Linked DNA regions of Homo sapiens: region 1 is linked to region 2. A link is an interaction called in ENCODE POLR2A ChIA-PET data of the cell type or tissue named here. Cell type or tissue: Caco-2. All regions are shown on one strand. Links, peaks and the distances in the headings refer to the core of each region. The heading gives the core; the rest is flanking DNA. Region 1 overlaps CTIF (cap binding complex dependent translation initiation factor). Region 2 has its middle 26 kb from the start of DYM-AS1.

Evidence for each region. ChIA-PET counts read pairs that join two places held together with the same protein. Peaks named below come from ENCODE experiments on the same cell type or tissue, not always from the same donor. Only the 100,000 strongest peaks of a DNase experiment are listed, where the experiment ranks them.
Region 1: POLR2A ChIA-PET joins it to region 2 with 7 read pairs; 1 of 35 experiments calls an interaction of 5 or more read pairs at or near these places.

What each region holds. Positions count from the first base shown.
Region 1 is chr18:48,762,364-48,773,902 of GRCh38, forward strand. All of the region lies in intron 9 of CTIF (cap binding complex dependent translation initiation factor), which reads left to right. LOC107985147 (a long non-coding RNA gene) reads left to right here. Exons shown (of 2, transcript XR_001753444.2): 1 at 1-11,539. Among named protein-coding and RNA genes, the nearest start is that of CTIF-AS1, 74 kb to the right of the region's middle. In Caco-2, for the core only: no CTCF peak of the experiment used is centred there; a DNase peak (open chromatin) is centred at 5,018.
Region 2 is chr18:48,992,337-49,003,875 of GRCh38, forward strand. No RefSeq gene overlaps it. Among named protein-coding and RNA genes, the nearest start is that of DYM-AS1, 26 kb to the right of the region's middle. RefSeq lists enhancers at 2,285-3,054, 3,055-3,822, 4,180-4,878, 8,566-9,476 and a silencer at 7,784-7,973. In Caco-2, for the core only: no CTCF peak of the experiment used is centred there; DNase peaks (open chromatin) are centred at 4,825 and 5,995.

The DNA.
Region 1 (11,539 bases), core at 4,010-6,509, 230 kb before region 2:
ACTTGGACGGAGCTTAGCAATGTTTCATCTCACAAGTACCTGCTTGCCTGTATGGGCAGTAGCAGATGAGCTGGTGGCCCCAAAACTGGTGACGTCAGGGAGAGATAGCAGGGTCATGGGATGGTGGCCACATCAGGTCCTGGGACTGTCCTTGGAGACTCTTGGCTGGGGGAGAGCCATGTCTCCTTTCCTCCTATTTTGTATTTTAGAGACTAGTTAAGATACAAAGTGAGTTTCTGGTCCAGATGAGATAAAATGGTAGTTTCCAAGTAATGAAGTAGAATGGCAGGCTATAGGGCCATCTTAACTAGGGTGACCATACAATAGATCATCCAAACTGCAACACTTGTGAAAGTCAAAGGGGGTTCAGTTCATAATTATGCCTAGACAACAGGTGTAAACAAGGGCATATGGCCACCCTCACCTTAACCATGTGGTTCGCAGTCTGCCGTCTTCCCTAAAAGCTGGGAGGAAGTTGCCGCTAAGGCCACCTCTACATGCAGCCGGCAGGGCTCCATCCCCACCCACCCTCTCCTCTGCATGTGAGTTGCACTCACTGCAACATGAGCCCTCCCTGGCCAGCCTGGGCTGCTTCTCTCCTGCTCCAGGCCCTGATCAGGTTCCCATTCCTGGATCGCCCGCACTCCCCTGGTGACGAATTCCCGCATTACCTGAGGGATTTGCACATGGGGCATGTTCCTCGCGGGCCGGAATGTCCTGGGAGCGTGTGGAGAGTGGCGGGCAGAGAAGCCTGTCTGCCAGAGAGCACCCGGCACAGGGGAGTCAGGGACAGCATCAGCCTATGGTCTCGGCTTTGGGTTTTGTTTTTCAAAAAAGGGCCAGGATGGGGCAAGAGTTCTAGACAGTGGTTGCCAGCTCCAAGTAACCCAGCCAGACCCGGTGGCAGACAGGCACCCAGGGCATGGGGCACTTGGGGAGGGCAGCTGGCTGCAGGGGCCATCTCAGATCGGGTATTTCTTCCAACCTGCCGTGGTAAGGGTGGCCTCACCCACAAGTGTCCAGCGGACCATCAATCCTGGGGAACAGTCAGCCACAAAGGGGGCCCTATGGCCCCTGCACTCACCTCTCAATCAACCACAACGTGCACTGGTTTAGGACAGGCTCCAGATGTCCCAGCAGGAAGGGAACCTGTTTGGCTCCGTTTAACTCAACAAAGTCCTCTGCATTCCCCAGTTAAGAACTACTTGTGGGATTAGTGTGCTGAGAGACAGTTTGGCAAACACTACAGCAGGGAAGAAAACACAAAATTGAAAGCTGGGAAGCAAGGATTCCAGACCTGATTCGTTTGTCATCCGTTGGAGCTTGGCCTCTATAGTTCCCTGGGAAAGTGCAAGCAACAGCCTTCATCAGTGTACCCTCGATTTTGCACTACTGGAGATGAGCCGGGGTCTCGGGCAGGGGCACGAGGGACCCCGTGTGAGCCTTTCCCTTTCTCATGCTCCTGAGGCCTTGCCACTAGTAGGAAACTGTCCTGGGTCCCCCTGAGTCCTCACAAACCCACTCACCCCATATAGTGGCTCCATAGTAGGTCTGTCATGAGTGATGCAGGCTTTGGGACCAGCCCAAGAGACCTAGTTCTGCAGGTGCCACCTTGTCTCTGGAGCAGAGAACTGGCACTCCACATCCTGCTCCCCACCCCCCATCAGCCAGGCTGAACCTCCCAGTACACCCTGCATGGACGAACTCTCCCCCAGAATTCACTTCTCTGTCCCACTCTGAGCATGCACCTCCCCCTGAAGCATCTCACACTCCTACTTCAGGTGGTGCTAGGGCCCCACTTTCCAGGAAACACTGGCCCTTCTCCTGTCCCAGCACCTCTCATCCTGCAGCCACAATGTTCAGTCACCCTCCTAGTATTCACTGAGTATTTCTAGTGTGCCAGGCACCAGCCTGGGGACTGAGGATACAGCAGTCAGTCACTGGGCACAGCTTTGTCCTTAAAAGGTTTGCAGTGAAGGAGTTGAACTTAAACCAATGGCCACATGAATCCACAGTGACAAACTGGGGTGCGTGCCGTTACTGCCCCCCATCTTGGGCTCTGGGAGGTGGGAACCCCTCTACTTTCTGCACCTCTGTATCCCAGGGGCTGCATAGTGCCTGGTGCTGGAGGGCCCTCGGTCGTCAAGGAGAAATGGATGTCTGAAAAGGAAGGCGCTGGAAGCCTCCCTTCTCCCGGGCTAGGGGCCTGCAGGGACAGCTGAAGTCCAGGGCAAGAAGGGAACCCCCCACCCAAGGCAGTCATGGCTCACATTCTGAGGTTTCAGAGCAGCTCCTCCTCTCCTCCCCCACAGTGGAGGAAGCCAGCCATTTGCCTGGGTGGAGTATCTGCGGGTCAGGTCTTTAGAAATCTAAATGTCCACATAGGCCACCACTCACCCCTGTTTACCACCTGCAGTCCCAGCTTTCATGTGAGCCGAGGAGGGAGCCCCTTGAGAGTATAACCAGAGGCTTGATCTGCGTTCTCAGACCTCCTGGGTGGCTAGACAAGGCCCTTTCAGCTGCCATGGGAAGGCGGGTGGACTGTGCTGGTGCGGGGCTGCCCTGATCCCACAATGGCCCCCTGACTCCAAGGCCCAGAGGACACCTGAACCACATCTGGCTGAGCCTCCTCAGGCCCTGTGCCTTCTCTCTGCAGCCAAGGAGACAGAGGTGGAGTGGGCTTTTCTGGACAGCATAATTCATGGCCCCTCACCACCCAAACCCGAGAGGTGCAAGAAAAGAAAGCGATGGGCTGGGCTCAGCAAAACCTGCTTTCCCTCTTAACACCTCCAGGGATGTCTTTTTTCACCTGACTTCATTTTCTGGCAAACTATGTTTGCATCCCTTCCTGGCAGGCAGTTCTAGACCCGGCCTGCACAGCCCTGCCCCCTGCTTCCTCCCTGAGGTTTGCACTCAGCTCCATCCACTCAAGGCCCATCTGGCTCTCGGTCCCCAACCAGCACCTGGTTGGGTTTGGCAGCCTCCGAGATGCCCCCATAGGATCAGGTTCAGCTACCACTTCCACACACAAGTTCTGGGCCCCGGCTTAGCAATGCAGGCTACAAAGGGGCCAGGGTGTGAAGTGCCTCCTTAGCACAGCTCCCAGCAGTGGTCTTTACACTTGGTTCTCCCTGGCTGACTTCTCTTGCTGCCAGGGCTTCAGTGATGGGAGCCGGCAGCATGGAGGGAGAGGGGCAACCGCAGATGTGGTAAACATTCTGCAGCAGAGGTCTGAGGGCTCTTGCCAAGCTGGGGTGCAGCCCCCATGGAGTGGGAAGTGCAGGGTGGGAGAAGGGAGAAGGTTTAAGGTCCTTTAACCCTTCCCAGCCAGACTCAACACTGCTATCTCAAGGAACCCAGAAGCACCATTCTCATGAGCCATGACAGTGCTGGAGACCTTGGGGTCTCAGAGGACCCCGTCACCAATCCCACAGCTCCAAAATGGTCTTCAGTTTTTACATCCAAGCCAATTCCTTTTTACCTGAAATGTGGCCCTTTTATTAGTAGTGTCCTTGTAAGTAAAATTCTATTTATTAAACAGACATTTCTTTTTTTTTTTACTTTTTATTTTATTTTATTTTTTAATCATTTTTTCTTTTTTTTATATACTTTAAGTTTTAGGGTACATGTGCACAACATGCAGGTTAGTTACATATGTATACATGTGCCATGTTGGTGTGCTGCACCCATTAACTCGTCATTTAACATTAGGTATATCTCCTAATGCTATCCCTCCCCCCTCCCCCCACCCCACAACAAAACAGACATTTCTTAATGTGCCAAGCATGTTGTCTTTATTAGGTCAGGGGTTCTCAAACCGGAATGTGCATATGAATCACGTGGGATTTTGTTTAAATGCAGATTCTGATGCAAGAGGCCTGGGATGGGCTTGAGATTCTGCGTTTCAAACATGCTCCTGGTAGATGCTAGTGCTCTAGTCCAGGGACCACAGTGGGAAGTCACAAGGCATTGAATGACTGATGGTTTGTAGGTGGTGGCTCTGTTTCATAGATGGGCAAACTAAGGCACAGTCTGTCATCAGTGTGATGGTCAGAGTGGAGGTCTGGCCTGGGAATATTGCATTTCAGATACTGGCTCTTCTTTAGGTCAGTGGTTCTCAGCCTCGCTATGCATGAGAATCATGAGAACACAGCAGGCAGGGGGCCTACCCCTAATCAGTTGAATTAGATTCTCCAAGGACGCAACCTGGGCATTCGTTAGCCAGGGTGGAACACCACTGTTGAGGAGACACCCCAGAGACACCGAACTGGTTCATCGCGGCCACTTATGAATCAGCTGGCTCTGCCTGTCATGCCGCGAACCAGTCAAGAAATACCTGCCAGGTGTTGGGCTCTCTGCTGAGCCATGGGGGAAAACTCCGAGTCTGAGCTGGCAGGAGAACCCCATTACACAGGAGGCCTCAGCTGCTGAGAACATGCCTTCCACTCCCCCAGCCTCAGGCTCTTCTTGTCATCACCCTGAACCTCCTCCTTGATGAGATGAAAGCCACCTCTTCTCTCCCGCTGCCTCCATTTCTCTCTGTCCTCAGCTCCTTTTCCCATTTTCCTTTTCCTTGGCCTGGGATGTGTGTCGGAACAGCTATCACATGTTTTAGGAAAAGGGCCTCATTCTCACCCACGGTGCCAGGCTGTACCAGAGGCTGGGCCACACTTCGCAGTTCAGCCTGTCTCCCCATACACCTTCCCACCAAGGTTCCCAACTTCTCTGGCTTTGCAGGGTCCTGACTGCAGACTAGACTGACTAACTAGATGATGTGCATTGATTGTTTCCGACTTCCAGGAGAATGTGGGGTGCCCAGGGTGCCTGGGTTAGAGAAGGAACCAAAAGTTTCCTTGGATCCTCATCAGGGAATTGTGGTGTGATACAGGGCGGTGAAGGGGCTCCAGTTTCACAGAGAAGTGAAGAACGAGTGTGCCTCTTTTTATGGGACCTTTGGAATGACAGGAATGGAAGCCTGAGCCCTCTCCACCCAGCACTGCCCTGTCACTGCCCCGGGACGTCCACGTGGGCTCTGGGAATGCTCCTTTGCTGAGACAGGCTTGGGTAGTACAAGTTCAAGCCCTCCTCTGTTGAAATGTGTGTGCTCTGTTTAGCCAAGAGGTGTCTGCATCCGAGCTATGCAGAGCAAAGTATTATTAGAGCCGGCATCAGTGTGTCTGTAACTGAACCCAGCTCTCCCTAGCAACCGTTGCCAACAACACATCTAACAGAAGGATGCGATACCTTTTTTTGAAAAAAAAAAGTTTGTCTCAACCAAGTCATAAACACAGCAGGCCTGTTGTGAAAAGACAACACAAAATCAGAATCTGGTGTGTGACCAGATTTCAAAATAAATTGCTCTTCTCTAGCACCTTCTAGAAGACAGCCTGTTAAAAAGCTGACCTTGAGCTAAAGAGCGGAGAAACTCTTCAGAGTTTCTGGCTGGGTCATCATCAAGCATTGTGTTTTGGGCTTTTCATACATAGACGCTCAGTTGAGTGGTGACTCTGTGGGATCTCTGGGAATGACTTTAGCACAGAAGGGGCACTCAAGATTTTCTGGCTTGGCTTTCCTTATCAGTGAATCTCTCAAGTGTGAGACAAGCCTGAAGATGTATCTTACCCATACCTCATCCTGGATGTGTGTGTTGCCCCCACTTCTACCCGTTTCTCCCATCCTCCTGCCCTTCTCCTTGTCCCATGTTTTCAGGCTTGGGAAGAAAACTGGGCCATTCCTCTAACTCTCTTCCTAAGGGGAAAACCTCGTTCTCTTGTGATTCTCTCAAGGTCTCTGGAAAATCAAGTCATTCCCCTTTGTCAGAAGTTTGAAGTTCCTAACTCTTATCTTTTACATAGGAAGGGAGGAGGGAGACTGATATCGATTCCTGGAGTCTAAGTTTTAAACTCCTAGATGGCCAGAATCCTGGCTGAGTTATCGGCTGTCCCCAGCTCCTGGCTTCATGGTTCATAGTAGATGCTCAGGAAATGGCTGTGGAAGGGAGGCATGGAGCCATCAGTCATGGGTACCAATGCTCTCTGGGGCATGAGGGGCTTTGAAACTCTTCTGAGCACTTTCCTGTGTGTGAATCGGAGGTAGGTTCCAGGGCAGGGATCCCTCCCCAGGCTTATACATGGGGAAAGTGGCTCAGTGAGGCTGCAAGATTGACCCAGCATCACGAGGCTAGCTGGAGCTTCTGGATGCCATGCCACATCCTAAATAGGGTGTAAGGCTCAAAAACTTGGGAAAATCAAGAATCCATATCATGGTTGGGAGCAATGGCTCATGCCTGTAATCCCAGCACTTTGCAAGGCCAAGGCAGGAGGATTGCTTGAGGCCAGGAGTTTGAGACCAGCCTGGGCAACATAAAAAGACCCCATCTTTGAAAAAAAAAATAGGCAGGTGTGGCAGCATTGCTACTGAAGCCCCAGCTACTCCAGAGGCTGAGGCAGGAGGATCCATTCAGGCCAGGAGTCAAGGCTGCAGAGAGCTAGGTCCCTGCTGTTGCGCTCCAGTGTGAGCGACAGAGTGAGACTCTAAAAAACAAAAAAGAATCCATCTCAGGAAGTCATCAATTGGGATTTCAAAATCCACCCTGTGGAATAATCCCACTGTGTTTCCAGGGGTCGCTGAGTCTCTGAGCTTTCTGGGCCTCTGGAGGTCAAGGGTACCTGAAGAAACCCCTGCACTCTCCATTCGCCCTAGTCCCTGTGAAACCACACAGGCTGCTGGCCCCAGTTCCCATCTCCTCCTTGCATCCTCTCCCTCTTCTCAGACCCCCTCCCTCATTTCTGCACACCCACCGCTGAGCCGATGTGCACTCCAGGCATGTAAACTAATTTTAATGTTGGCCCAAGCCAGGCACACCCAGGGATAGAAGCACATTGTTCTGTGCATTCCAAAGCTTGAGCAAAAGCCCTGGCCATACCCACATCGAGCTCCCCTCCACTAGTTGCTAGAAATCAGAAAGGCTGAAGCAAAGGGCCAGAGGCAGTGCAAGCCGCTTTCCCCGTGGGCAGGCTGCACGGAAGCTTGCAAAAGCCCAGAAAAGGGCTGTTTTTCTAAAAATGGCTGGCATCTGAGCTCCCGCCCTGCCCCCTGTGGGCCATCTGTCCCCATGCTGAAGCCCGTGCCCTGCAAGGGACATGCAGAGTTGGCACACACATTTCCCTGAAGGTGGGCACCAACAGGCCTCGTCAGGCTGGCCTGGCATCACAGGAGGCCAGCAGTCACAGGAGCTTGACCCCTGCCCAGGATTCTGTGGCAGCCCTGGGCTCCCCCAACAGGAAGAGCCAATGCCTGACTCCTATCCATGTTCTTTGCCCCTGCGGCCAGAGCCACAGTGGATAGGAGCCGTGTGCCTCGTTGCCAATCTTGTTGTCTGCACTTGCTTTGGGATGAGTAAATATGACCTGCTTTTCTCCAATCTTTATTTCTTCTCAACGCTTATTGAGCACCTGCTATATACCATGCACTGTGGCAGGTCCTGTATGTCTCTGTTCATTTGCCCTCCACTGTGGTCTTTCAATCTGTTTGTGCAAATCTTAAGCATTGCATTCAAGGACCCAGGTGGGATACCTCAATGTCAGTGCTTAGACCAGATCGCCCTGACTGTTCAGTTTGGGTGGGGCGGGGGAACATGTGGCTTCCAGGAGTGCTAAGCCTGTGGTTCTCTCTGGAGCTTTGAAGTGCTCAGTGAGACAGAGCAGCCGATGACCGGATCATAAACAAGCATTTTGATTTTTGAATCTGAAAATAAGCGAGGAAAGAAAATGACCACTGATCCTCAGCCAGTCCTGGAAAGTGCCCAGAACAGCAGCATGCCAGGTGTCCAGTCATCATATCATCAGGGGGGCCTGGGTGCTGCTGCTGTGCCAACTACTGCCCCAGGCCCCCAGGGACCAGTGAGCTTCCTGCAAAACCAAGTGCCCAGCTTCCTGCCTCTTTGCCACTGCGCCACTGTGCCACTGCGCCACTGCGCCACTACTGTGTTCTTCAAAATCACAGAGAGCCCCGCTCCTGAGAAAGCCCAAAGTGCCTTTCTGTGCACGGCATGGGCTTTTACAAGTCTCATGGGCAGTCTACTGCAGGCCTTGTCAGAGACTCTAGATGTGCAGAGGCTGAGGGAGCCTTGGACAAAAGTCACTCCTTTCCCGTGAAAAGTGGCCATTGCCCTGTGTTGTTAGGAGCGTGGGTGGCTCAGGAGGGGAGAGCAAGACCAGCCTGCAGCTTCATGAATCAGGTCAGCTGGGCCATCTGGAGCAGACAGGTGTGGGTCGTGCCCCCGAATCTCATTTCTCTAGACAGGATTTCTTGCCCTGAGGCAGCAACGCTGAGGCCTGAGGAGTAGCAAACCTGTGCAGTAGCATCGATTGCTGCCTCGATGCTGATCTTGAGCATTTAAAACATGTCTCTGCACCCACGTTTCCGTCCTGCAAGGGATGATTGGGTTGTGGTAGAGCTTAAATGAGGTAATGCATGCACGGACCCCAGCTCTGAGCCACACCACTCGGATGGCTCCATCAGTGTGGGTGCCCTGCCCTGGTGGGATGAACTGGGAGGCCCTTCTAACTTTATCCCATCCTAGATTCCCAAAGACCACCCCATGCCTCAGTCTTGGGCAGCATTTCCATTTCCCCCCCCTACGCTGATTAAATGTGGAACAATGAGGGCAGGCAATGAGTGCTTTTAGACTATTGTCTTCCTGGGCGGTGGGCCCAGGATTGACAGGTGTACTCTTCCTCCTAGTCAAATCTGCCTCCTCCAGGAAACCTTCCCTGATCTCCCAGCCCAGGGACCTCACCTTCCTCTGACTCTTGAACATTTACCATGTGTCCCTTTCATGAAGTCTTCTGGGCTCCCCTGTTTAAGCTTTTCTTATCTGAGACTTGTATCTGTGGATGTCTTGGGGCAAAGAATGCGTCTGGGTCATCTTTGTGTCCCACCACCATACTGGTACCCACAAGGTATTCATCAGGCATCAGCTGGCTGGCTCCAGGAGCTTCCTTCACTGGGGAGGAAGGAGCATGGATAGGCAGGCATGGGAATAGCACAGGCCACAGCCACAAAAGGGAATGGCCTGGGGTTTTCTCCCTCTCGCTTCTGGGCCAGGAGAGCTTTACCCAGGTCAGGAATTATTTCACCATCACCCGTGTCCCTTGCCAGACCGTGTCCCCTTCCCTGCATGCCCTCACCCCCCACCCAGGGTTCATTTTCCCTGCTAAATCCCCTGATAGAACTTGGCCGGGCACTGCCCTGTCTGAGGCTGCCACGCCGAAGCAGGCCCTGCAGATAAGTGGGTTACCGGAGAAGGCCAGCTCGGGTGTCCCAGGCCCCAGAGGGTCACCCCTGGCTGGCTGGCAGCTCACCCCCAGCACCTCCTCCTCCTCCTTCCCCGGAGCCAGGCAGGCAGGAGACAGCAGATCCTTCCCCCCAGCTCTGTGAGCGGCCGGCCCCCAGCCGCCGCGGGGAATCTGAGCTATGCTAAGCGGCTCCAGATCGCAGCATCTCTGCCCTGCCCGGGCACGGCCGGCCCAGACAGGGCGCCTCTACCTGCCGTGGCTGCCGCTGGAAAGCTGGCACCGCCTGGGCTGATGGAAAAAATCTCCCTGCGGGTTATGTAACTGCTCACCGCCCTGTCCCTGGCTCCCCAGGGAGGCTCCCAGCCACTACCAAGAGAGAGCAGTGGCCCCTGGGCAGGAAGGAGACCACAGAGGGTCACTCTTTCAAAAGGAAGAAAATAGTGTTGCGTTATCTGAGGTCCTCCTCTGGAACCAGCCTGTGCATGGCGCCAAGGTGTTTCCTGAAAATGCTTAAGGAGCTCAGAGGCCTGCCCCAGTATTATAGCAAGAAGAGAGCTAAACCTAGCGGGAGGGAGTGGCCACAGAGGAGGAAGAGGGCAGGACAGCTTTGTTACTGTTTTTCTTTTCTTTTCTTTTTGGCAAATTATTATTGCAGTAAAATATACCATAAAATTCACCATCTGAACTAGTTTTAAGTGCACAGTTCAGCAGTACCCCGCATACCTACAATGTTGGACAATGCCCATGACCATCCCCCGGCACCCCACCAAACCCTCTCATCACCCCAAACAAAAGCCATGTACCCACCATAACTCCCCTACAGCAATAACTCCCCTACAGCAATAACTCCCCTACAGCAATGCCTCCCCTCCATCTTCCATCTCCATGAATTCACCCACTCTACAAATAGCACACATGGGATATCATACAATATTTTTCTTTTTGTGCCTGGCTTATTTCACTTCACATCATGGTTTCCAGGTTTATTCATGTGTCAGAATTCCCTTCTTTTTCATGGCTGACTAATATTCCATTTTATGTCTATACCACATTTTGTTTATCCATTTATCTGTCAATGGGCACTTGATTTTCTTCCACCTTTTGACTATTGTGATTCATGCTGATAGGAGCATGCATGCACAAATATCTGTTTGAGTCCCTGCTTTTGATTCTTTGGGGTATATACCTAGAAGTGGAATTGCTGGATCATATGGAAATTTTATCTTTAGCTTTTTGAGTATCTGCCAAACTGTTTCCAGGAAGGGTGTTTTTGATGGGGGAAATATCATGAACCAAGAGCCAAAGAAATGACACAACTGAGGGACAATAAGGACACTGCCTTACTGAAATTCAGCTGAGAGCTGGAGGAAGTCTATAAGGGGGACCGACTAAGAGGCAGAAGGATCTGGACTTTATAAAGTGGGACTCAGGGAGCCATTGTGGGTTCTTGAGATGTAGAGTTCCAGGATCAATTAAAAATCATAGACCAGTGTAGACTTGCAGGAAGGATCTATAGATCATCCAGTCCAACCCCCTCGTATTACAGTTGAGAGACTTGAGGCCTGGAGAGGTTGAAAGAGGCCATGAAGACATGTTGATAGGTCATAGGATGTTGGACTTAAAGATGTTTTACATCAGAGAACCAGGGGTTCTAGGTAGCCACGTGGTCTCTTGTGGAGAGGGAGCATATCCAGGCTTAAGCCTGCCCCTCAAAGACCTGAGCTGTGATGGCAGGCCTCATTTCCCTGCCCTACTCTCAGGATCCTGCTCTCTGGCCCCTGGCACATGGAACTGTGGCATTTCCACCACCACCCCCACCAGCCAGAGCCAGGAGCTGGGGTTGCCTGCCATGGGGAACTGTGCTCCCCTAGCGCTGGTCCCCTTCCTTCAGTAAGTGCCATGGTGGGCTCCAAGAGCTTCTGGGACAAGTCAGTGGGCATCTTCGAACCAGAGCCCCTGGGTGAGCAGGCTTCCCCAGGGGTACATAGCCTGCATTCCAGAGAGGGCCCCTAACATTGGCCTGTGGGCCGCTGATAGGAAGAATGGATAGAGACTCCGCACAGGGTGCCCCACCCCCGGCCCTGGTGCCCCTCACCATGCTGCTGTGGGCTTATCTCCTTGTTGCCCTTCGCCCATACCAACCTGCCTGAGCTGCGTTTCTGATGCCTATAATGAACCAGAAGGGAGTTGAGGGGACAGAGGGGGAGAGGAACAGGAAGAGGAGATGACAGGACAACTCT
Region 2 (11,539 bases), core at 4,777-7,276:
GGAAGTGTGGCAATTGCTGGAAGGGCCAGTCTGCAGGCCAGGCCAGCTGGGGTGTCCCCTTCTTCACTGAACAGGCCTCTTCATGGCCTCCAGCCTCATTTGCTGTCATCCAGTGGCCGCTTTTCAGGCCCTCTCTGGGTGATGTTGATGCCATGGACCGTCCCCTCCTCTGCCTCCTGCCTCATCTTCTAGAACACTCCCCACTCCCCCAACTGTCCTCTCAGTGGACTCCTCAGTCTCCCCTGCCACTTGCCCCAAATGTGGGTCCCCTGGGGACTGGCCTCAGTACTGTCCTCGCTCCACATTCTCCAAGGAGTGACTTCACCCAAACCACGGTTTCAAATGCTATCTGTGCCCAAGGCCTCTCGAGCCCGGACCTCCTTTCTGAATTCCGGACCCCTCACCCAGCTGCGTGTAGACCCTCTCTCCAGGCACAGCCCCAGCCTGGCCACACTCAGTCTGCTCCTGCTCTGGTTTTCCCAATGCACAAATGACAGCGTCATCCGACAGATTTCCTCAACCTTGTCCTTGACTCCTTCCTGCCCCCACCCCTACTAACTTCATGGCTGATTTCAGCACTTACTTCCCCATTCTGTCTACTGCTCTCCACCTCCCTCCACCAGCCTGGGCCAGGCATTGTCATTTGTCACCAAACCACTGCAGCCATCTGTTAACTTAATGTCACACTGCCACGCTCATCCACCTTCAAGCCTTCATACCCCGCCTTGGGAAGTCTGAAACAGGGGAGCCTGGGTGTGCCACATTCCTGCCTAACTCCTCCCATCGCTTCCCACTGCTCTAGGACAGAGTCCTCTGGAAGGAGGCTGACCTTCCTTCGTCCTCGCTCCCATCTGCCCTCATCTTTTCCCTCCTCCACCCACATTCCAGCCATTATTCCCTGTCTGCTCAGAGTTTCCCAACATGTTGGGATTGATCCCTCTGAGATGTCCACCTGCTCTAGAATGCCCTGCCTCCTTCCTCCAGCAAACTCCTATTCATTCCTCAAAACATCATTCGTGTGCTACCTCCCCTGGGAAGCCTTCCAGGACTTCTCAGTCTTTGTGTGGTAGGGACTTAGAACGGGTCTTGGTGTTTCACAGTGCAGAACACAGTTTCTGCTTGAGCTTTCAAGGCAACGACTTTTTCAGTTGCCGTGACCATGGGGAATTCACAGCCCTGCGGGGGACCAGAGAATGTTCAGACAAGGGGAGAGAGATCATTGCACAGCCCTCATGTTCACAGAATAGAGTGGGCAGCTCGCACTAGGTGGGGCTTCTCCATGGGGACTGGTCAGACTTGTGAGAGGCCTTCTGTCTCCCCAGACCAGGATAACAATCATCTTCCACTCATCCATTGCTCATTGGCCTTTCTGACTCGCCTAGCACCAACCGACAGTATCACGAACTAGTTACTACGCGTTACCAAGGGCTCCTCTCGGTTTGCAGTGATCTCCCGAGCTCCACCTGTTCCCCACACTCCATCCCTCCTCCAAGGCTCAGCACAGTGACCAATGGGACAGAGCCCTGGTGAGCTGGCGGACAAGAGTGAGTCTTCAGGGCCAGGGTTTAAGCCCAGGCCCAGAACAGAAGCCATTTTTATAAATGAAGCATCCGAAATTGAAGCCTGCCAAGATGAAGGCAGAAACAACTTGGCACATTGCTTCCAGGCACGGAAGAAGGAGAAGCGTGTCTGTTTCATACCAGAAACCCTCCGGTTCTGGTTTCTCCAAGCTCGGCCTTTACCTTCTCCTTGACTTGGAAGGGTCGCCTGTGGCCCCGCTCCCCCATCTCTTCTGGAGCTGCCTTCTGTAAAGTGATCTTTCTATATTTACTTAAACTTCTATTTAAAGAGGAATTCCTCATAATTACTCAGCCGCAGAGAGCTGACACTGTTTGGCTCTGTTTATTTAGTTTCTCCTAGTGATTGGCAAAATGTCCTCAGTGGCTTTCAAGAGCAGATATAGACGAATGACCTCTTGGTCATAAAATAAAGTATGATGCTCTTTTCTGTCCTCATGGGAGACGGCATGTGGGGGGGATGTGCCTCACCATCCCACCCCATAAAAACGCTAAATCCAGTCATTTCTGAGGTTGGATTTGTGAAGCAGTTTCATAATTGGTGAAGGGTGCCGTCTCATCCGGGTGTGAGTACATGTGTGGATACAGCACGTGTCCAGCACACGCAGCCTTTCATGTGCACACACAGACGTTCACACCCACACACGGCCTCACAAATGGCAAAGAGCAGACCCGCCAACAAAAGGAGGAAGCAAGAATTAATACATCTGTTTTTTTCTTCAAAAAATTTTAATTGATACTTGGCATTTAGTCCAGTAGGGAAACTAAAATAGCTAGTTATTTGTGTAGAAATAGTTCCCAGGGTGCTTCCCTCCCTTCCTCCCCGCAACCCCTTTACTCCTCCCCCACCCCTGCCCCCGACACAACGACCCTACAGAACATCCAGGGACAACCCTGCTCTGACAAACCCAAAGGGAAAAATGCTGAACATCATTTGTTAAAATGTGGCCAGTAGCAAGACGCAGAGATGGCGGGCAATTTAAAATGTGGCCAGTAGCAGGACGCAGAGATGGTGGGCGATTTGGGGGTTTTGAGGGGAGGGCCTTTGTGCCCTCCAGTTTCGTGCCATTGAGTTTGAAGGCGTGCGGAAAGCAGAGACAACTGTCACGCCTCCCAAACAGTGACCCAACCCACCTAACCCACACCAGTCCCCTGCTTCCCAGGACCCCTTCTCTGTACCGTCCTGCCATAAGCCCTGCAAGACCTGCCTTCCCAGGAGAACTCCCATCTCCACATCCTGCTCCCCAGGTCCCAGCGCCTCTCCCACCCATCAGCCCTTGAGTGGATGCCTCGGCACGGGGGTCACACTCAGAGCTCCCCACTGCCTTCCCACTCAATGCTTTTCAGTTGGCTTTGTGGAGTGTTTGCCCTCTGCAGTCAGACTCTGTCTTTTGAGGGGTACAGGGCCTGTAACTTGAGCCCCAGCAGTGTCCTCACACCTCCAGTACACAGAGGAGGGACCCACATGGAGCAGGTGGTGGTGATAGCCTGTGCCTGTGGCTGGATTCTATGGTCTGCCCTAACAAGGCACAGCTCAGGAACCCAAGAGCTGTCTGTGATATTGACCAAGGGCCCTTCTTGGAAACCTCCTTGTGGCCAGGCCCAGAAATAGGATGGCAGGAGAAGCCGCCAGACCTCCTAGGCATGGGCTCCCTTTCAGAATCCTCCAAGCTGGTGAGGACGGCGGGAAGGCAGAGTACAGGGCAGACAGTGATGCCCGCCTGGAGCCAGGCCGGGGATCAGCCTAGGCGCAAGCCACGCATCCACATGGGTTCCTCTGCATTGAGAACTGCCGACAGGACGTCCTCGGAGTCCCAAGCAATTGTCTGGTTTGTGATGGACCCATCTTTCATTTCTTGATTATTCAGTAGCTTCGTGTCCTAGAAACCAAGAGGACCATTTCTATAAAAGAGGTTGGTTGAATAAAGACAGCGTGAGAATAGAGGAGCTCCTATTCCCGAAGTCAGCTGCCTGTTCTGCTTTCAGGCCCAGCAAACACCCCAGCCAGAGGAACTGGGGCCCTTTGCCCCTTCATGGTGTTCGCAGCCCCTCATCACCCGCTCCCCTGGAAGGCCTGCTGAAATGCAGATGTCCATAAGGTCTCCCACACACCCAGTTTCAGCAGCTCTAGCTTGGGTCTAGGATAGTCACTCAACAAACACGTATTGAGCAGCCACCATCTTCCAGGAGCCCTGCTGAAGTGGCAGCGGATAAGGCAGGTGGCTCCCTGCTTTCATAGAGCTTCTGTCTAGAGAAAGGTGCCCAAGCTGTAGGTGCCTCAGAATCGCCTGAGGTGCTTGTTAACACAGAAGGCTGGTCACAGCCCCGGAGTTCCCAACCAGCAGGTGTCTGGGGTGGGACCTGAGAATTTGCTTGTTTCAGAAGTTTCCAGACAAGGCTGAGGCTGCTGGTCTAGGAGCCACATTTTGAAAACCACTGGCCCAGCCAATCCCCACAGGAACAGGACCTAGGGCAGTGATATTTCAGGAGAAAAGACTGGTGATTCAGAAAAACACAAGGGTGGCCAGGCACGGTGGCTCACACCTGTAATCCCAGTACTTTGGGAGGCCGAGGCGGGTGGATCACCTGAGGTCAGGAGTTTGAGACCAGCCTGGCCAACATGGTGAAACCCCGTCTCTACTAAAAGTACAAAAATTAGCCGGGCGCGGTGGCAGGCGCCTGTAATCCCAGCTACTCAGGAGGCTAAGGCAAGAGAATCACTTGAACCCAGAAGGCGGAGGTTGCAGTGAGCTGAGATCACACCACTGCACTCCAGCCTGGGTGACAGAGTGAGACCCTGACTCAGAAAAAAAAAAAAACCAACAACAAAAACCCAAAAAACCCCCAAGCATGCATGAGAGGTCAGCAGCCCATGGTCCGCAGACCCCGAGCACATCAGAGCCTCAAGGCTCCACCTGAAAAGCTGCTACAATGGAATGACCTCTGCAATTCTTTCCAGGTCTCACTTCTGGAGGACGGGTGAATTGGGAGCAAAGGCAGGGAGGCTGGCAGAGGTTTCTGGAAGTCAGTGGGGCAGGGCCAGCGCTAGAGAAGAGGAGGCTTTGAGGCTTGTCTTGGCTTAGGCCTTCTCCTCCTCCTGGGCACCACCCTGAACTGACCCTACCCCCCCAGACACTGCTGCGGCCTGGCTGCCCTGGGGAGGGCAGGCCAGGGCCAGCAAGACCTGGGAGCCTCTGCGGCCCACGACACCTACAGTTTTAGAATCTGGAGAGCAGATGCCTCTGGCTTGCTAAGCAACTCATGAAACAAACAGCTTGCTTCAGGGCTTTCTTTTTTGAAGCTGACTTTGTTGTTTGGGTGGGGAGATGTGTGTATAGATAAGCTTCTCAAAGTGATGACATCACAAGAATAATAAAAATGCCACATTGCACCCTGTGTCTTTCACCTCCCAGGCACGTTTTCAAAACTAATCATAGGTCAATTCCCCTTCTTGCCAGCTCCAGGGACCTGCAGAGATGGGAGGCGCTGCTGAAAACCCTCTAAGGGGGGCAGCGCCGCCTTACCTCTCAGAGCTGCATTTCCCTCTCTTAGAAAAGGGACGAGCTAGGTGGATTTTAAAGTTCCTGCCAGTTCCCAATTATTTACCCAGAACTGATTTTAACTGAGTGTTTGACCAAAGCTTTGGTCCATGAGCCTTCCATTGCCGGGGTGTTTATTTTACATAAAATTTATCTGGATACTCACACGTAGAAGTTTTTCTTTTGGTATGGAAAGGGGTCAGAAGATTCTCCAGGTTTTGAGGGGCCCTGAAGCTTACACAATTTGCAAGAGTGTCTCCTTCAGGAAAATAATACAGAATTACTGATCATAATTCGGTGCTGGGTCCTGGTAGAGGCCCAGGCTGTAATGTGTCCAGAGGCACAAGGCTCAGCTCCACACTCTACCCTCTTTCGTTGTGATTAAAGGTCCACAGGCGTCCTGGGCAAATATCAGTTTCTTGAGTCTCAGAGACCCTTGAGACTGTCACAGGCTTGAGTTGGCACTTTGCAAACCTGAGTGTCTCCCGCGCCCATCCTGCCCTGGCCCATGTTTTGGCCGTGACACTGTGTTGCCAGGCAACCATCTATCCTATAGGAATTCACACTCATTCTTCCAGCAGACACATTTAATTTCAGGCCCAGAGTGCTTGGTGACGCGGGGTGACACCAGCCTGCGCCCTCACAGAAATAGCCTGAAGGACTGAGTCAAAAGTAGCTGGGGGAACTGATCCCCACATTTGATCTTCTTCCCCTAAAATAGCTTGGTCCTGTTTATGGGGCTGCTCTGAGAGGGGACGTGGGCGTGGGGCTGTGCTCACAGCTTCCTCCCTCCTGCTGGGTGCTTGCTTTTCTGTGGCCATCAGGAGAGACATCCGTAGTGACTCAGGGCCCTGGACATGATGTAACACCCCTGGCTCCCAGGGTGGTGGGGAATGCGTGACTGCCTTGGAATTCCAGGCGGGACCCTTGGTGCCTGCCTGCCAGTTCTTGACTAAGGTCAGGTGCGGCTGAGAGCTGCGCTCACCAGCCTTGGGGTGGAGGCTGGGAGGGTGTCCTGGCCCCGAGCCAGACCTCCCACTGACAACAGGCCCAGTCCTGAGCCCCGTGGGGACACCCTTCCATCCCATTCTCTAGAGCAGTGGTTCTCAGCCTCGGCTCCATGCTGGAACCACCTAGGGTGCTTTAAAATATCCTGATTCTGATGTAACCGTGAGATTCTAGTGTGCAGCCAAGGTTGAGAGCCAAGGGACTCCTGCCCAGCGTCCCCTCCCTGACCAGCTGCTGAGCTTTTCCCTTTTGGCAAGCGTCTCAGGGGCCCTGGGCACCCTCTGGGCTCTGACATTCCTCTCCTGGCTTGAGCAGAGCTGCCTGTCCTGCAGGAGCCAACAGTCCTCAGGCTCCAAGACCCTCGGCCAGGCATCAGGTCTTAGCCCTGTGCTCTGCCCAGGGCCCTTCCAGGGTGCTGGGGAAGACGTAAGATCTCGAGAGGCCGTGGGATGCTAGAACAGGGCTGCGGTGGGAGAAGGTGCTGGCCGATGAGAATGGAGGTGACCTGCTTGTTGGGTTTTGAAAATATAATGAAGTCAGTGTGTGTATCAGTAAAAATAGAGCTCTAAGCCCCTAAACAAGCAAACACAGGCTATCCACTAAAATAAGATTTTATAATTTGTTCATTGGTCAGTTTATATTTATTTTTGTTTTTAATTGCGGTAAAAAGCACATAATATAAAATTTACCTTCATAACCATTTTTAAGTGTTCAGTTCAGTGGTGTTAACTTTGTTCACCTTGCCATGTGACAAATCTCCAGAACTTTCTCATCTCACCAGAACTTTCTCATCTCACCAAACTGAAACTCTGTTCCCATTAAACAACTCCTCTTCCCTACCCCCCGGTCCCTGGCAACCACCATTTGACTTTCTGGTTTCATGACTTTTTTTTTTTGAGACAGAGTCTTGCTCTGTCGCCCTGGCTGGAGTGCAGTGGCTCGATCTCCGCTCACTGCAACCTCCACCTACCAGGTTCAAGCGATTCTTGTGCCTCAGCCTCCCGAGTAGTTGGGACTACAAGTATGTGCCAGCCCACCCAGCTAATTTTTGTATTTTTCGTAGAGACAGGGTTTTACCATGTTGGCCAAGCTGGTCTCGAACTCCTGACCTCAAGTGATCCACCCGTCTGGGCCTCCCAAAGTGTTGGAATTACGGGCGTGAGCCACTGCGCCCAGCCTGTTTCCATGATTTCGACTTCTCTAGATACATCGTAAAAGTGGGATCATACAGTATTTATCCTTTTGTGACTGACTTATTTTACTCAGCATAATGTCCTCAAGGTTCATCCATGTTGTAGCTCATGAAAGGATTTCCTTCTCTTTTTTAAGGCTGAATAGTATTCCATCGTGTAGATAGGCCGCATTTTTTTTACCCGTTCATTTGCGGAGGGTCATTTGGTTGCTTCCACCCCTTGGCTGTGGTGGACAGTGCAGCTGTCAACACTGGTGTGCAGAAATGTCGTCAAGACCCTGCTTTCAGTTCTTTTGAGCACATACCCACAAATGGGATTGCTGGATCATATGGTAATTCTATGTGGAGGTTTTTGAGGCACCACCGTACTATGTTCCACAGCGGCTGCACCATTTTACCTACCCCCAGCAGTGCACAGGGGTTCCAATTTCTCCGTCCTCATCAACATTTTTTATTTTCTCTATTTTAAAAAAATAGTAGCCAGCCTAATAGGTGTGAGGTGCTAGCTCATTGTCATTTTGATTTGCATTCCTTAATGATTAGTGACATCAAGCATCTCTGTTCTTTTTTTCTGAGACAGGGTATTACTCTGTTGCCCAAGCTGGAGTGCAGTGGCTCGATTTCAGCTCACTGCAGCCTCCGCCTCCTGGGTTCAAGCAATTCTACCGCCTCAGCCTCCTGAGTAGCTGAGACTACAGGCGCCCGCCACCACACCCAGCTAATTGTATTTTTAATAAAGACGGGGTTTTGCCACGTTGGCCAGGCTGGTCTCAAACTCCTGTCCTCAAGCGACCTGCCTGGCTCAGCCTCCCACAGTGCTGGGATTATAGGAGTGAGCCACCACATCCTGCCTTTTTTCTTTTCTTTTCTTTCTTTCTTTCTTTTTTTTTTTTTAAGACAAGGTCTTGCTCTGTCACCCAGGCTGGAGTACAGTGGTGTGATGATGGCTCACTGCAGCCTTGACCTCTTGGGTTCAAGCGAACCTCCCACCCCAGCCTCCCAACTAGCTGGGACTACAAGCACATACCACCATGCCCGGCTAATTTTTGTATTTTTAATAGAGACAGCGTTTTGCCATGTTGCCCAGGCTGGTCTTGAGCTCCTGGGCTCAAGCAATCTGCCATTCTCAGCCTCCCAAGGTGCTGGGATTATAGGCGTGAGCCACAGTGCCTAGCCTTAAATTTACTTTTTAGTTTTTAGAGATGAGGTCTCACTATGTTGCACAGGCTAGACTCGAACTCCTGGACTCAACTGATACTCCTGCTTCAGCCTCCCAAGTAGCTGAGACTATAGGTCTGAGCCACCGTGCCAGGCTCATTAGTCTCTTTTTGATGGAAAAGTATCCTGGAAAAATGAGGTTCTCAAGAAGCACAAGAGGCCCTGGGATGGGAGAGCAGGGAAGGTGGAGGTGGCAGGGAGGAGATGGGGGAGCAGTTTGAGCCTTTCTGTGAAATCTCGTTAAGGCCGTTGGTAGAAATAATTAGGTCTCTGTTCTCCTGAATCTGCTGGGTGAATTGGGCTGTGGGGTGGGGCGGAGGCAGCTGGGGTCTGGTGGAGCAAGGGGTGCCTTGTGGCTCCCTCCACAGCCTTCGGAGCCCCCAGATCCAGGACCCAGCCTGGAGTTTTCGCCCTCATACCCGCAGGCTCAACCCCTCTGATGAGGCCAGCTGGCATCGTGCCCTTTGCCTCAACCCGAGGCTCTAGGCAGACCTGGACTCCATGCCCTTCCTGGGCAGAGCACAGGACCTTCAGGGGAGTGGGGAGTAGAAGGAGGGAATGTGCTCAGGGCCGAGCTTGCTCAGGGCCGAGGCCCCAGGAGGAGACAGGCTCTGGGCTGCCTCTCCTCCAGGGCCTGCCACGTGTGTGTCTTCCTTGAATCTGAGCCTTCCTCCACTGAGGCCTCAGGCCTGCGCCACTACACTGGCCTCCAGAGCAGCTACTCTTGAGGGCTGGATGGCTTGAGAGGGAGGCAGGAAAGGAAGGAAGAGAAGGAAGGTGGGCAATTAGGGGAAGCTATCCCGTGTCCACACCCAGCACACTCCCGGCTTCAAATGCCCCAAAGGTCACATGTAGAAAGCATGAGACACCATTCCATCCTAGGGGCCCAGCTAATACACCTGCAGGGTGAGTGAGATCAAGGTGCTTCACCTCACTGGACCTTGGTGTTTCACCTGCAAAATGGGGCTGACAATTCCTATCTTGAGGGCTGGTGTGAGGACTGCATGAGTTAATGCTTGAAAAGGACCCCGAGCTGTGCCTGGACCTAGAAAGTGCTTGCCTGGGGCATGGTCCCCACAGGGAGTCCTAGAGGGGCCTCGAAGGGGTGACAGACAAGGGGGTGGAGGGACAACTTACAAAGGTGCGGGGCAGGTTAGGAGAGACAAGGCACCACCTGCCCAGCTTGAAGGCTTAGGAGGAAGACAGTTCCCGTTGCAGGGTGGGTGACAGAGCAGGGAGAGAGCTGCTTTTTGAGGACTGACCTGCGGGACTCGGTGGGGGAAGAACACAGCCTTGACCAAGCCTCAGCCTCGGAGGGGAGCGGGCAGGAGTTTCTCACCGCCTCATTTTGCCTCTGACCTCCTGGCTGGGAGCCTCCCTGGCCCAGCTGAGCAGGGAGGTGGGGAGTCCCAAGGGGCTGGGGGCCGGGCAGCATTCAGGCCACCAGAGTCTATGAAAATGGATTTTTGGTTCTGACAAGAAAGGGTCTTCAAGACACAGTGAGAACAAGAAGCAAATTGCAGGAGCACACGCACCATGAGACCCGCGTATATAATGGGAGAAGCCTCCCTGCTGCCTCTGTTTCTGCTGTCAGCATGGACCCTGGAGGGCACACAGCAAGCCTGGGACGGCTGTGACTCCGGAAGGTCAGGAGGGAGAAAGACGCCCACTCCACGCTGTATGTTTTGGTATCATCTAAATCATGCGCAGTTGACACAAATTCATGATTACTTATTTAATTAAAAAGTAGAAAACCCAAGAAAAACACAGGAACAGACTGCTCAAGTGTCCTCCAACTACCCAGAGGCTTTCTGCCAGGCAGCCTTGACACATGGAAAGGCCTGAAAACTTAGATTCTCATCAAAACTTCAGCACCTAACCCCTTCGGAGCCACATTGGGCTACAGGGCCCTCAGATAACAATATTTCCCCTTCTTCCCACATGCCTTTGTGAAGAATGAGAATAAAGAATTTCTGCAGAAACCCCTTGCAATGGCTAAAGTGCTTTGTACACACCAGGGTGCCCCTGAACCTGCCTCAAGGGTAGGAAGGGGCTGCCATTTCTCCATGGCCCTGACACTGCCTGGAACATAGCCTGGCCCGGAGCTGGTGCTCAGCAGATGCCCGAATGAATGCACGACTGAGTCAGTCACGAACCTGAAGGAATGACAGGAACCCAAATAACCCATGATATCGAGCCCAGCGGTGGCGTCTGAGTCGTCACCTGGCCTGATGTGTCTGATCTATCAGCAGCATTCGCAGGGATGTCCTCCCCCTTGACTCACTTTCTTCATTTCCAGGCATAACCCTCCTGCCTTTCCCTCCTCACACAGGCTCCTTCCCCTCCTCCCCCTCTTCCTCCCCTTCTACCTGTCCCCTTCCTTTTTCCCTTCCCCCTCCTCCATTTTCCCTTCCACCTCCTCCCTTCTTCCTCGTCCTCCTCCTTCCCTTCTCTCCATCCTCCTCCCTTTTCCCCTCCCCCTTCCTCCCCCCTCCTCCCCCACCTCCTCTCCCTCCTCCCCTGCCTCCTCCTAGACTCCTTCCTCTCCTCCCTGCCCTCTTGGGTTAGATGCCCGGAACTTGGTCCTTGAACTCCACCCTGCCCCTTTGGCTCCCTGTCTCCTTGATGGTCTCATCCAATCTTACCTGTTGGCTGACAACATCCACATTCACTCTCCCGCCCAGACCTCTCTCCTGAACTCAACAAAGCCGACCTCCTGAGCTTCTCCTCCCCAAACTGTTCTTCCTGAAGGATTCCCCAGTTGGGCTCATGGCAGCTTCGTATTACTCAGGCCAAAAACTTTGCAGTCACCCTTGGCCTCTCTCTTTCTCCTACCGAGTGTCCAATCCATCAGGAAATACTATTGGCTCTGCCTTCAAAATATGGCCAGAATCCACCACCTCTCCCCACCGGCGTTACCACGGCAATCTCATCTGGAAATTTCAATTCCTCACTCTCCTTCCTGTGTCCACCCTCGTTCCCCTGCAGCCTCACATCAACATGGC